Regions from separate parts of the Homo sapiens genome. Here regions 1 and 3 are each linked to region 2. The links are chromatin contacts, found by Hi-C in ENCODE. All regions are on one chromosome and are shown on one strand. The core of a region is the stretch at or near the end of the contact, and the rest is flanking DNA. Distances in the headings are between cores, read along the strand shown. Region 1 overlaps ABLIM1 (actin binding LIM protein 1). Region 2 holds the start of XPNPEP1 (X-prolyl aminopeptidase 1). Region 3 holds the start of FHIP2A (FHF complex subunit HOOK interacting protein 2A).

Region 1 (4,055 bases), core at 861-3,360, 4.6 Mb after region 2:
CACTCCAGCCTGGGCAACAGAGCCGGATTCTGTCTCAAAAAAAAAAAAAAAAAAAAAAAAATCACGTCCCCATTTCTGCATTTTCACATATTCAAAATGCTTTTATAAAAAGACTACACTGTGGCTAGCATGAAACTCTATGAACAACTGACAATTTGCTTATTTAGGTGAGTTTTACAAAGTACCTGCCTACACATTTGAAGTGCAAAAAATTGTTTGCCTTTAATAGTGCTGGTTAAATCAGACATCTGTAGTTATTATTGCTATTTAGTTAATCTCTAAATTGAAGTATGAACTTTAGCATACAAACCAGGATTCTGGGGAAATAACATCTACTCTAATGCAAAATTTAGTGTAAGTCACAACATTTTTTATGAAACCCTTTGTCTGGAAGAGCAGAAAAGAGTTCCGAATTCTTTGTGGACATGAGGTACAGGGAAAGGGCTACAAGCTTTGGAATCAGGAAGTCTGAGAATCATACCTCAATTTACCATCCATAGGGCCTCAAATATGTCACTATTTAACATCTCCAAGCCTCAGGACACACATCTCAAAAATGCAAAGGGCCGGGCTAGACAATTTCAAGTCCTCTTCAGCTGTAAAATTCTATGTTTCGGTGTGAAATCCCATACCCTCTACAAGCTCACATAGTAGTGCTAACAGAAGAGCAATTTTGGTAGAGAAAGAACATTCTTGATGGCAGAAAAATGGAGTTTAACCAATGATTCCTCCGTGTCTGTTACCCAGGAGAAATTCTAATGCCCTAAGCCCTGAGCCCATGTAATATGCTCCTGGGAACAGAAAAAGAGAATTGTAATTCTAGAACCCATCCTTGGACAGAAAATCTGCTCATCTGATAACCTGCTTAGCTCCTGGACTGCTGACAGTCCCTTTTAGTTTCTTTCCTTTACCGCCTCCATTTCTCTAGGAGTGCTCTACTTGTGGCATGAGCCCAGGAGATGGGAAGATGGCCCTGAAGTTCAACCTTAATCCACTTATAACTTATGTTCTGCCTACTTTCAAAAAGGACTGGCTGATTCTTATCAGAGAAGGACATGATTTTAAAACAATTGATCAAGAACCTTAAAATTCAAAAGACCCAAGCTCAGGCAAACATGTTTGTTGTGATGTGAGCTTCTTAGCAGATGAGGGCAAAAGAGGAACTGATAGGCTGCCAAAGTCTCACTGTTTGAAAAAATGGCCACACACACTTGTCACTACAGAAGGTAGGTTTCCTGATTCTAAGTTAATAACAGTCATTGTGGGCTGAAGTTCTATAAGGTCTTGCTTTGTGTAAGGCTTTGTATCAAGACTTTAAATGATTCACAACAACCCTATGAGGTAGGTCGGTGCTATTTTCCAGTCTTGTTCTACAAGCAAGGAAACTAAATTGTTTTACCCAAACCCACCAGTGCTTCCAGAAGACAGAGCTAGGGGTAGAACCCAGGTAGCTGACTCAAGGTCCACACGTTAACCCTGTTAAACTACCTCCTAAAAGCACCAAAGGAATTCTCATACAGGGACCCTCAGTTATGGGACAGAAAAACATCTTCCACAGGAATTTCACTGATGATAGGAAGTATTTAAGTAGTTGTTTCTCATATAGACCCTTGAGAAATACCAAAGACGTAGCACTGAAAGATCACTAAATGAAGTCACTTCCATAGAGGAAGTTAAACTATCGAGGACTATGTGTGTAGTTTTGTTTCTTGTTTTATCTTAAAAGATCTAACTTGATTCAGAGATGGTGCTTAGAATCCCCAAAGGAATAAGCAAATTGTTTTCCAGTCCCTAAGACTCTCCCAAACACAGCTCTGGTGGATGGTGATTTCAGACTAAGGATATACAAACACCTAGAGGCTGGTGGGTTGCTTTAGATCAGGAGTTTTCTAACATTATTGCGCATAAGCAACACCCAAGAAGCCTTTTAAAAATGGGTTCGATGGCCTTAAGGTGGGACCCAGATATGAGTGTCTTTATTTTATAAGCACTGAAATGAGTCTATGCAGATCACCATGAGATGGGAAAACACTGGTCTGGGTGGTACCAAAACCACAAACCTGAGGGTGGATGAAGAGATGAGGAAGCCAAAGGGAGTAACAGAGATGTGCTGCTTACGTGGCAGGTGCATGGGCGGAAGGGAGAGGCAGAATCACGCAAGTTCCCTGTTATGCTCCTGCAGAAAGGCAGTGCAGAGGCTGACTCAGCTTTTTTGCGTCTACTGGTTTTTTCACCCTCAACTGGGAGAGGCTTCCAATGCAACTGGACTGGCTTGATCTCTAAGCTAAACACTCACCTGTTCCAGGAGGCTTTTCTCCTGATGCAGCATCATGAACAGGCAGGATAATGAGGGCGTGCCTTGGCCGTAAATATGTATCCTGGGCAAAGGTGAATAAATCAGTCTGCCCAGGCAGCTTTCACAAAGCCTAGAGGGCTCTATACAAGTCTGTGCAAAGCCAATCTGCACAAATGAGAACATCCTGTAGCCCTACAGCCTTACTAACTGCGAGGCTTCTGAGCTCACAAACACTGCTTTAAACACGTGTGCTATGTCAGAGGAAGGGTCAGCAGCTTATCCTTCTGAGTAAGGGTGCATAAACTAGTTTAGGGAGAAATAAACCATTATACTCTAACTTTCATCATAGAGTAGAAAGACATGGGCTTTGGGAGCAAGAGAACCCAGGGCCTAAATTCTAGACTGAAAATTGGACTTTGGGCACTTTTCTGGACTCATTTCTTCACCTGTAAAAACTAGTATAAGAAAACCTACTATGGCCAAAGTGCGATGGTTTGTGCCTGTAACCCCAGCAGATCACTTGAGCCCAGGAGTTTGAGACCAGCCTGGGCAACATGGAGAAACCCCATCTCTACAAACAACACAAACATTAGCTGGGCATGGTGGTACTTGCCTATAGTCTCAGCAGCTGGGGAGGCTGCGGTGGGAGGATCACTTGAGCCCAGAGGTTGAGGCTGCAGTGAGACATGATTGCACCACTGCACTCCAGCCCAGGTGACAGAGGAAGACCTTGTGTCGAAAGAAAAAAAAAAAAAAAAAAGAAAGAGAAGGGAAGGGAAAGGAAGGGAAAGGAAGGGAAGGGAAGGGAAGGGAAGGGAAGGGAAGGGAAGGGAAGGGAAGGGAAGGGAAGGGAGCCTACTACGTAGGATTGTTATGAAAGTTAAATAAACAAAGGCAAGTTGGTAGCAAAGTAACTGGTGCCAATCAAAGCAGGTGAGCTTTCTTCCTCTCTTTCCCACTAGGTTATAAATTCCCTTAAAGAATTGGGCCACACCTGTATCTTCATAACTCTACACCTCCATGCTTCCCACAAGAAGGTGTTCTAGAAGTGTCCAGTGAATTAATATGCCAACAGAAACCTCTAAATAGATTTGCAACCATTCCCTATACAATTACTTTGGCCAAAAGATGAGTAAAAGATCAACTTCTTCTGTGCCTCAGCTATAGTTTCAGTATTTGCTTGTTTCCAGACACCATGATAGGCACCTCACAAACTTTACCCCACCTGACTCTCCCAGCCACAATGTGAGGTAGGTAATATGCCCATTTCACAGATGAGGAAATCAAAACTTAGAGAGATCAGGAAATCACCCAAGGCTACTCAGTTAGCAAGGGATGGAGCTATGATCTGAATCCAGGTCTGTCCAACTCTAGAGACTGTCCAACAGAGCCAATGTTGTTTTCCCAGGCCTCAGGAGCTCAGTTAATATTGGGAAGGCTCTAGTCAAGATCTGCACTGGCAAAGCAGATCTCCCATGACTTTATATATCCTCTTTCAACTTTTTTAAAGGATACAAATAAAAGTTTATTATATAAAATCGAGCCTTCATATTTCACAGTTTGGCAAGGCTAACGACTAGATCATGTTGTAAGTCCTTAACGAAAATTTTACCCTTCCCATTCCCAACTATTAAAATGGCCTAATCAAAAGTTACAAAAAACGAAGCAAAGTACCACTATAAACAACACCAAGTGCTTTAAAGACAACTATTCCAAATGTATTTTTTAAAATTTAGCAGACTTTGTTAGAGCAGTTTTA
Region 2 (3,867 bases), core at 1,144-3,643:
CAGATAAAATTCTTAAGTTCTCTGTCAAAGCACAATTATCATTAAATATTAAGAACTAGAAGAATATACCTCAGGGACTATCCAACTCAATTCCCTCCTCTAGACCAGGAAACCAAGAAACAAAGATCAAATGACTGGCTCAAGGCCTCACAGCTAACTGCTGACAGAGCTAGAACCAGCGTTCCAGCCTCCCAACATCCAGCTCAGTGCTCCTACCCTTCCCAGAACTTCTTCGACCTACACCTTCTCAACTTCATGATGAGCCACAAAGTGGGTAAGGGGCAAGAAGCATGCAGAGCACTTTCAATCTTTGTATAAGATGGTTATGGTAGCACTAGAAAAGGCCTTCTCCCTCTTTTTCCAAGAAATTCTGGCAGGGTTCTGAATACCTCACCCCCCTGCAACCCCCAGTTCATGGGAATCACACATGTGTAGCGTTCAGCATGGGGCAAAACAAGGAACAAGATGCTCAATCACACCTAGTGGATGAGACAAGGGTAAACTGGAACAAGTTCTAAGGTTGGGAAGTAAGCAATGTTGTCTTTGTCTACCCAGAATCCATCCCTCCTTTTGATGGGAACCTTGGTTTTCCTTTTGAGAATGTACCCTCTCCATTTCAGCCCAAGGGGTTCAAAGCAGTCTTATCCAAACACCTAACAGGCTCTGGGACCCAAAGCAGGTCAATCCCTCCCTCTGGCCATAATGATTGGTTCACAGATGAACATGAGAATTAAGGCAGCCCAGTGAGCATCAGATCAGGGACTTCTGCTCCATTAGGAAGGAGGGCTCAACTTCTCTGCTGGGGCTGTCAGCCTAGAACTGTCATAACCTGCCATAAGGAGAAAGTCTCCCTGAGAATGAAGCGGATACTGAATAAATCAGAGCCAAGAGATGATAAAGAGAAGTCTGAAGCCAATGTTGGTGGTGCTCCCGGATTCAGCCACACTAGAAGCCAGCTCAACCCCATTTTAGGTAAATCAATTTGAGTTCAGTTTCCATTACCGAAACTGAAAGAAGTGCTCACTTTTACAAGGAATGGCACTCAAATTCTACCAGTAGGGGAGGCGCCTGTGGAAAATGGCTTCCCCTCTCTCAGCCTTTCACTGGACTTTCCTTTGAGGTAAAAAAGACTCTACCAGCTGGTGTAGAAAAGACTCTTCTGCTCCTAAAAGGCTGTGAGTCTATAAATCTAGCACAGATCACCTTGGCCCCCTAAAGACCACCTGAGGCCTACAGCCTAACTCATCATTATCCACTTGCCTGACTCCATTTCCAGCACTTCACTTACAGGAAGCTCCTTCCAGATGGAAGTTCTCCACCCCTCCCACATACTTCCACAGGGTGGGTCTGGTTTTCTGCTCACCCTTAACAAGCTGTGGCAACGGCAAATCCAGGTCAAGGTAGGTTTGGGACCCCCCTACTCACAAACACAAGCAGGAGCCATGGTCTGTGTTCAGCAAGAAAGCCTGGCCATGCTGCAAAGTGAGTGCATTCATGTCTCAAGTGGTTAGCAGGTGGGTGACCCCTTGGGGATGGCCAGGGAGTCTGGCCTGTGGCCTCCATGAACTCTGAACACCTCTCTCCGTCTCCCACTTTGTCAGAGGCTCTGATAAGTACATCCTGGTTATGGCAGGGGAATAAACTAAAACATGTTTAACTTGAGGCCGGGAAATTATCTGTCTCACCCTCCTATGCCCAAGGAGAGCCCAGGGCAGGCTACTGGGGGGATTTTCCTGGAGATTATACCAAAATATTCCCTTACACAGCCTCTGAAACCATTTGGGTAGGGAGGGGCCCGCGACCGTCTATCCTTGTGGCGGTGACAGATCAGTAGAGTGAATTGCAGGAGTCAGTATTGTCGAGATTGTAACTTGAGGTTTAGATTCCTGGGTAACAGAAGCGAGGGCAAAGGCTCGCCCACCTCCCCGGACACGAAGAGGGGCCAACTTCCTCCAAGAACGGGGCCTTCCCGCGGGCCAGGAACTGTGACGGCCGCCGCCCCCTCAGGCCGAGTGCAGCAGTTCCGCGGGCATACGCGTCCAGGAACCAGACTCGGGCCGCCCCGTGCCCACCGACCCTCCGGAAACGAACCGGATCTCGCCCGGCCTCATGGACCCCTTCCCCCGGCTCCTGTTCCGGGGCTCCGGCGAGCGCGGCCCTCGCCAGACTGCGGCGGGCCGGGCTCCTCACCCGCGCGTCCCTGCCCGCCGAGGTGCAACACGCGCGGCCGCGCAGCGAGGGCTGCACGCTGCCCGGACGCCGGCTGCCGGCGGAGTGCCCTCACCTTACTCGCGGTGGCTTTCTGGAGGCTGCCATTCGGCGGTGACGTGCCCCAGCCCACGTCAGGGGAGCGCAGACCAGCTGATCACCCGCGGAAGGGCCGGCGCGAAGGAGGCGCGAGAGCCGGCGGGCGGGCGGGCGGGCTAGCGCCGGGTCGGCCACGCCCTCGCCCGTGGCGGGCGCTGGCGCCGCGGCCCCGCCCACACGCAGGCCCCGCCCACACTCCCGGACCTGGGGTTCGCGGCCGCAGCGCCTGCGGCCCAGAGCGGGGCCTGCCCTTCCACACCAGTCCGCATTGCCTCTCCCTGCAGCGAGCGGGGAAAGGACGCAGTGCTGCTGAGTGTCTTCATTTTTGTTCGTTTTTGTCGTCATTCCTCAAAGAGGAAAAAGGGCTTTGCCGAATAAAGGGGCTACTGTCCCAGGGATTTTCCGGCTTAATTTAGGAGGGCTGAGAAGAGAGGGACGTGGCCGGCTCCGGAAGAACCTCGACAGGGTCTTCGAGGCTTTGGAACAGGGTCTCAAGCTTTAGAAATGTCCCCAAAAGTATGTTCCCAGAGAGCTTCAAAATCCAGCTCTCCGCTCCGCTTGGATAGTAAATAGCCCCTTCAAACTTAACGTCCAAACGGAACTCCTGGAACTCCCAATGCACCGAAGCAAAGCAAAAACGTTCTCCACCAGTCTTCTTTGCCATCTCAATCAATGGCTACTCTATTCTTAAGAGGCAAAATTTAGGAATCCTCCCTGCCTCTTCTCTTTCACACCCCACATCTAATCTGCCAGCAAAATCTTGTTGGCCCTGCCTCCAAAATAGACCCCTAATCTGGCCGTGTCACACCACCTCCACCTCCTACCCTCTGATGTGCATCAGAGGGTTGTACCACCCCACCCGTGTGGTTACAGCAGCCCCCCAAATATCCCCTCACCATCCCGCACCTGCACAGTCCAGCCTGAACAAAGCCGCCAGACCAGTCCTTTGAAGCGTGACACCAGGTCACTTCTTTGCTCAGCACTTTCCATTAATTTCTCGTTTCACGCAGCATAAAAGCTCCATTTGATCTACCCCCAGCCACATTTCCTCCTGTTCTCACCTTCCTCACTCTTCTTCAGCTGAAATGGCCTCCTGGCTCTCCTTGAAAAAGCAGGGTACACTCATGTCCCAGGGCTTTTGGACTTGCTCATCCCCCAAATATTGAGGCTCCCTTCCTCATTTTCCTTCAAGTCTTCGTTCAAGTATCACCTACCCTGACCATCCTATTTAAATTTGTAAATCATTCCAATATTCCTAATCCGCCTTACCCTACTTCATTTTTTCCATAGCACTTACCACCTTTTAACAGGATTCTTTTAATGTACTTATGTGTACTGTATTCTTCCCCCTCTCCTGCCACCACCCACGCACACAACAAAACCATCAGTGCAGATTGTTTCTGTTTTGTTTAATGATGAACAATATCTAACATGTCATAAGTTCTCATTATATATTTTCTGCAGAAATGAATGTTTCAGAATGTGCACTCCTCAAAAGCAGGGATGGTGGCTCTCTTGTTCATTGTTATTTCCCTGGTGCTTAGAACAACACCTGGCACT
Region 3 (4,320 bases), core at 445-2,944, 4.9 Mb after region 2:
TACCACAACTCAGAACAAGTATAAGTGTCTGTGCATCTCTTACTAGGGACTGGGCACTGTTAAAGTGTTTTACATATATTAATTAATTCCCACAACAACCTCAAGAGGTAGGTACTGTTCTCCCCTTTTGACATATAAGCAAATTAAAACACAAAGAAGTTAAATAACTTTCCACTGTGGGTGGCAGAGCTGGGACTTAGGCTACCCAGCCCCAGAGCCTGGCCAGTTACCACCACTCCATATGACAGCCACCTTTTCTCTGTTCCATGAATCAATTACAGATATATATACGTGTGTGTGTGTATACATGTATATATACGTATGTGTATATATACGTTTGTGTATGTATAAACGTATGTGTGTGTATACATGTATGTGTGTGTGTGTGTGTGTGTGTGTGTGTGTGTGTGTGTATTTTTTTTTTTTTTTTTGAGATGGAGTTTTGCTCTTGTTGTCCAGGCTGGAGCGCAATGGCGCAACCTTGGCTCACTGCAACTTCCGCCTCCCGAGTTCAAGGATTCTCCTGCCTCAGCCTCCCAAGTAGCTGGGATTACAAGCATGTAATCCCATTACACCACCACGTTCGGCTAATTTTTTTTTTTTTTTTTTTTTTGTATTTTTAATAGAGACGGAGTTTCACCATGTTGGCCAGGCTGGTCTCGAACTCCTGGCCTCAAGTGATCCTCCCGCCTTTGCCTCCCAGAGTGCTGAGATTACAGGCGTGAGCCACCGCGCCTGGGCCAGATACGTATTTTCAGCACTGGTTGTGCAAAACTCACTCCCCACCTCATCTTAAGAACTTAATGAACCTTTTGGTAAAACGCCAATACCAGCATAAAACAAATTTCTTCAGGATACAAATATTTTCATAATTTGTATTAACTCAACCTAAACTTTACCAGCCTGAACTGCTTCTTCAAGGCTTGACTAATACACTGTTAGGGAGTATTTTAAGCAGCCTCCACCCAAGTGCTTACCTTGTAGCTCTATTTATCTGCCTTAGGCATTTACTGGACTCCTTTCAGATTCTTTCCCTCGCTAATGTTTTCCGGTATCATCTGATAACTGAATAGAAAATGCTGTTCTGAATCACTACACCTCACTATCAACCATATCACAAATAAATTATGTTATATATTATATATAAATATTATAATGGGCTATTTAAACTAAGCCAGCCGTCTTACCATGTGCTCATGTGGGATTTCCTGTTTCAATGTTGAATAATAATATATTTTAAAGTTAGCAAAGCCATTTCACCTGCAGTCGTTGATTTCTTCAAAATCTGAGCATTTAAATCCATTGCCAATGTTTGCTTAAAGAACACTGTTTTCTTAACGAGTCTTCCAAATCGGTCCTTACAGGAAGAACCTCTGAATGCTATACGCATATATGGACGGCTGCGTGTCCCTACAAAGTCAGCCTGTTACTTCCACTGGAGAAACAAAACTCTTGAGAATCGCTGAGCTGTAAAAATGTTAGAAAGCCGGTGTCCCAGGCGCCCTGAGAAAGCCGGGAGAGGGCGGTGGCTGCCCACAGGCCGCCTCCAGCCCCGCGCGAGGCCGAGGCCTCAGCGCGCCCCCCGCCCCCGCGGCGCCTAGCGGCCCCGCCGCAGGGCAGGCCTGGCCGGGCCTCCCCGGGCTGCGGCGGCGCCCCCTGCAGGCCGCGGCGGGCAGAGCGGGGGGAAGGAACCCGAGCCGGGCTGCCACCGTGTCCCAACCGGTGCCGCCGCCGGAGCTTCTCCGGGCCCCGAGTCCTCGCCGAACGCCCTCCTCGCCGCCCGCCGCGTCCCGGCGCCCTCCGGAGCCGCCGAGCCGCCCGCGCACACCTGAAGCGGCCGGGCCAGGCCCTGCCTCGATCCTCAGCTCGTCCTCCCCGCCCCGCACCGGCCTTCACTCTGGAGCGGCCCCGGCAGCCGCAGCAGGGGCGGCGGCGGCGGATCGAGGAGCTCTCCAGGTCGTCCCGGGAGAGGCTGCTGCAGTCCCGGGACAGGATGTTCTCCAAGTTCACCTCCATCCTGCAGCACGCCGTGGAGGCGGTAAGGCCGCGGGCTGCGGGCGCACGGCAGGCCGGGGATGGCGGCGGCCTACGCTCCCCGGCGGCCTCGGGGACAAGCCGGGCGGCCTTGGCCCGGCCCTCGGCGGCCCTGTCCCCGGTTGGGGTGAGGCCCCAGGCGGGCGCCCTGGGCGGCCGCCGGGTCGTGGGGGCGCCCGGGGCCTCGGGCCTGGCTCTGCGGGGGTCCCGTCGGTCCCTGGCTGCCCCAGGCCGGCAGTCCCTGCCCTCCTCCAGGAGCCGGGGCGGGGGTGCCGGGGAGGACCTGGCCGCCCAACGCCGCTCGGTGGTCGCCTCATTCCTCTGATGGGGCCGGGGGTTCGGGGAGCACCTGGCGGGGTCGCAGAGAGCTCCCCCGGGCTCCCTTAACGTTAACCTTCTCCGGAAAAAAAGTGGTCAGCGTTGAGCAAGACAAAAGAAACGAGCAAGCACCGCTTGGGCTTGGTTCTGTTTTGTTTTGGTTTTCGGGGGTAGAGGTGGGAGAGGCATGGTCTCGCTGTGGGGCGTCCCTGGCGAGGGAGCCGCCGACCAGCCCCCGGGTTGCTGGCTTTTGCTTTCTTGGGCCTGGAGGCCGAACTCAGCTGAACCTTATGTATTGATCTGAAATAGGAGTTTGGAGGGTCCAGTCGAGTTTGCTTTCGACAGCTTCCAAGCTCACCGAGCCCAGAGACCATCTGTTTCCTTTCTTGTCTAGTTCTCTTCCTGGACACTCTTCGTTTATCCTGCAATTGTACTCTCCTTTGAGGGTTTTAGACACCAGCATAGAGACAGTATTCAAGTATCCTAGTAGACTAATAAGTGAAAAGAAACTAAAAAGAAAATGCCTTGTCACTGTTCTAGTAAGAATGCTAGTTGCTTCACTTGTTTACTTTATTCTGGGAGAACTGCCCAAATTGAAAAATGCATTCTGTGCAGAAACAATTACTTTGCTAATTTTTAACATGACATTCTCTTCCTATGTTCATATTATGTGATAGGACACTTTAAAATGTACACTTTAAAAATGTCAGATACAACAATGATTTTTTATGGGCAGGCAAAAATGGAGTTTTTGCCTTCAGTAATAAAAACAAACTTTAGTACAATTGTTATTTAAGTGATACATGAGAAGCGTTAAAAAATTTAGCTCTAGGGCAAGCTCTTGGGAAAATGTATCAAACAGGAAAAACAGGGTTTCATAAATGTAGAGCAGTATTACACGGAGGGAAATGACAGTGGTAGACTTCAAGACAACTTTTAGTTTTTACTTGCTTATACACACTCTACTTTTGTTGAAAGAATTTAACTGCAGTTTATTAAAACATTTAAATTTTGTTTTCTTTAAAAATACCAAGAATCATTTAATTTTATTTATTTATTTATTTATTTATTTTTTGAGACCGAATCTCATTCTGTCACCCAGGTTGGAGTGCAGGGGTGTGATCTCAGGTCACTGCAACCTCCGCCTCCCGGATTCAAGCGATTCTCCTGCCTCAGCCTCCCTAGTAGCTGGGATTACAGGCACCCGCCACCACACACGGCTAATTTTTTTTTTTTTTTTTAGTAGAGATGGGGTTTCACCATGTTAGCCAGGCTGCTCTCGAACTCCTGACCTCAAGTGATCGCCCGCCTTGGCCTCCCAAAGTGCTGGGATTACAGGTGTGAGCCACCACACCCGGCCCGAATCATTTTAACCTTGAATATATGAAATACTTGGGAACACTTAATGAGATACTTGGTAATCAAAATTTACTATATTGCAGTCAGCTGTCTTATCCGTAGGCTCTGCACCTGTGATTTAACCAAACTCAAGTAAAAAAATATTTGAGGGGGAAAAAAATTCTGCAGAGTTCCAAAAAGCAAAACTTGAATTTGCCATATTCAAGTACTGCCTTGAATCCATGTGAATGAAGTGATGTGTAGGCATTGTATTAGGTATTAGAAGCAATCTAGAGATGATTTAAAGAATACAGGTATGCATAGGTTATATGAAAATATGCCATTTTATAACAGGGACTTGAACATCCTCAGATCTTAGGGGTAGGAAGAGATGTCCTGGAACTAGTCCCCTACAGATACCAACTATATTTATATCCTTTACCCATCAGGCTAGTATTTACAGAAATAAGTACTTAGAAAAAGAAAGACGGCTTTCCTGCTCTCCTAGTAAAGGCTCATTTTTATCCGGAGGCCTGTGTTTTCTTGTCCTCGTTATCTTTTTATAATTGTATATATTAGCATCTGCCAAATTATCTGGCTCCTGCTCTGTAATATCCTTAGCCTACTTTG

Evidence for each region. A loop is a pair of places that touch in the nucleus more often than their neighbours do. Pooled maps may share reads with other maps.
Region 1: a loop to region 2 is called in a map of B cell, with 25 times the contacts of the local background. The contact joins the enhancer-like site here to the promoter of XPNPEP1 in region 2. A Hi-C loop is called at or near these places in 1 of 168 maps with a recorded cell type or tissue (B cell), 2 of 37 single-sample maps with no recorded cell type and 4 of 50 pooled maps.
Region 3: a loop to region 2 is called in a pooled map, with 4 times the contacts of the local background. The contact joins the promoter of FHIP2A here to the promoter of XPNPEP1 in region 2. A Hi-C loop is called at or near these places in 2 of 37 single-sample maps with no recorded cell type and 7 of 50 pooled maps.

The regions. Positions count from the first base shown.
Region 1 is chr10:114,497,646-114,501,700 of GRCh38, forward strand. All of the region lies in intron 6 of ABLIM1 (actin binding LIM protein 1), which reads right to left. Among named protein-coding and RNA genes, the nearest start is that of AFAP1L2, 95 kb to the left of the region's middle. RefSeq lists an enhancer at 1,597-2,796. Within about 2 kb of position 2,111, at least 12 of the 41 ENCODE cell types and tissues checked have a DNase peak (open chromatin) inside an H3K27ac peak, as active enhancers do; they include B cell, where a contact is called at or near this core.
Region 2 is chr10:109,921,118-109,924,984 of GRCh38, forward strand. XPNPEP1 (X-prolyl aminopeptidase 1) reads right to left here and starts at 2,394. Exons shown (of 21, transcript NM_020383.4): 1 at 2,285-2,394. The coding sequence starts at 2,316. RefSeq lists a silencer at 2,070-2,609.
Region 3 is chr10:114,820,086-114,824,405 of GRCh38, forward strand. FHIP2A (FHF complex subunit HOOK interacting protein 2A) reads left to right here and starts at 1,695. Exons shown (of 17, transcript NM_020940.4): 1 at 1,695-2,038. The coding sequence starts at 1,994. It overlaps LOC124902508 (translation initiation factor IF-2-like), which reads right to left and starts at 2,863. Exons shown (of 2, transcript XM_047426127.1): 1 at 1,188-2,863. The coding sequence starts at 2,016. The coding sequence ends at 1,411. RefSeq lists silencers at 1,444-1,753, 1,764-2,113, 2,174-2,393 and an enhancer at 2,099-2,599.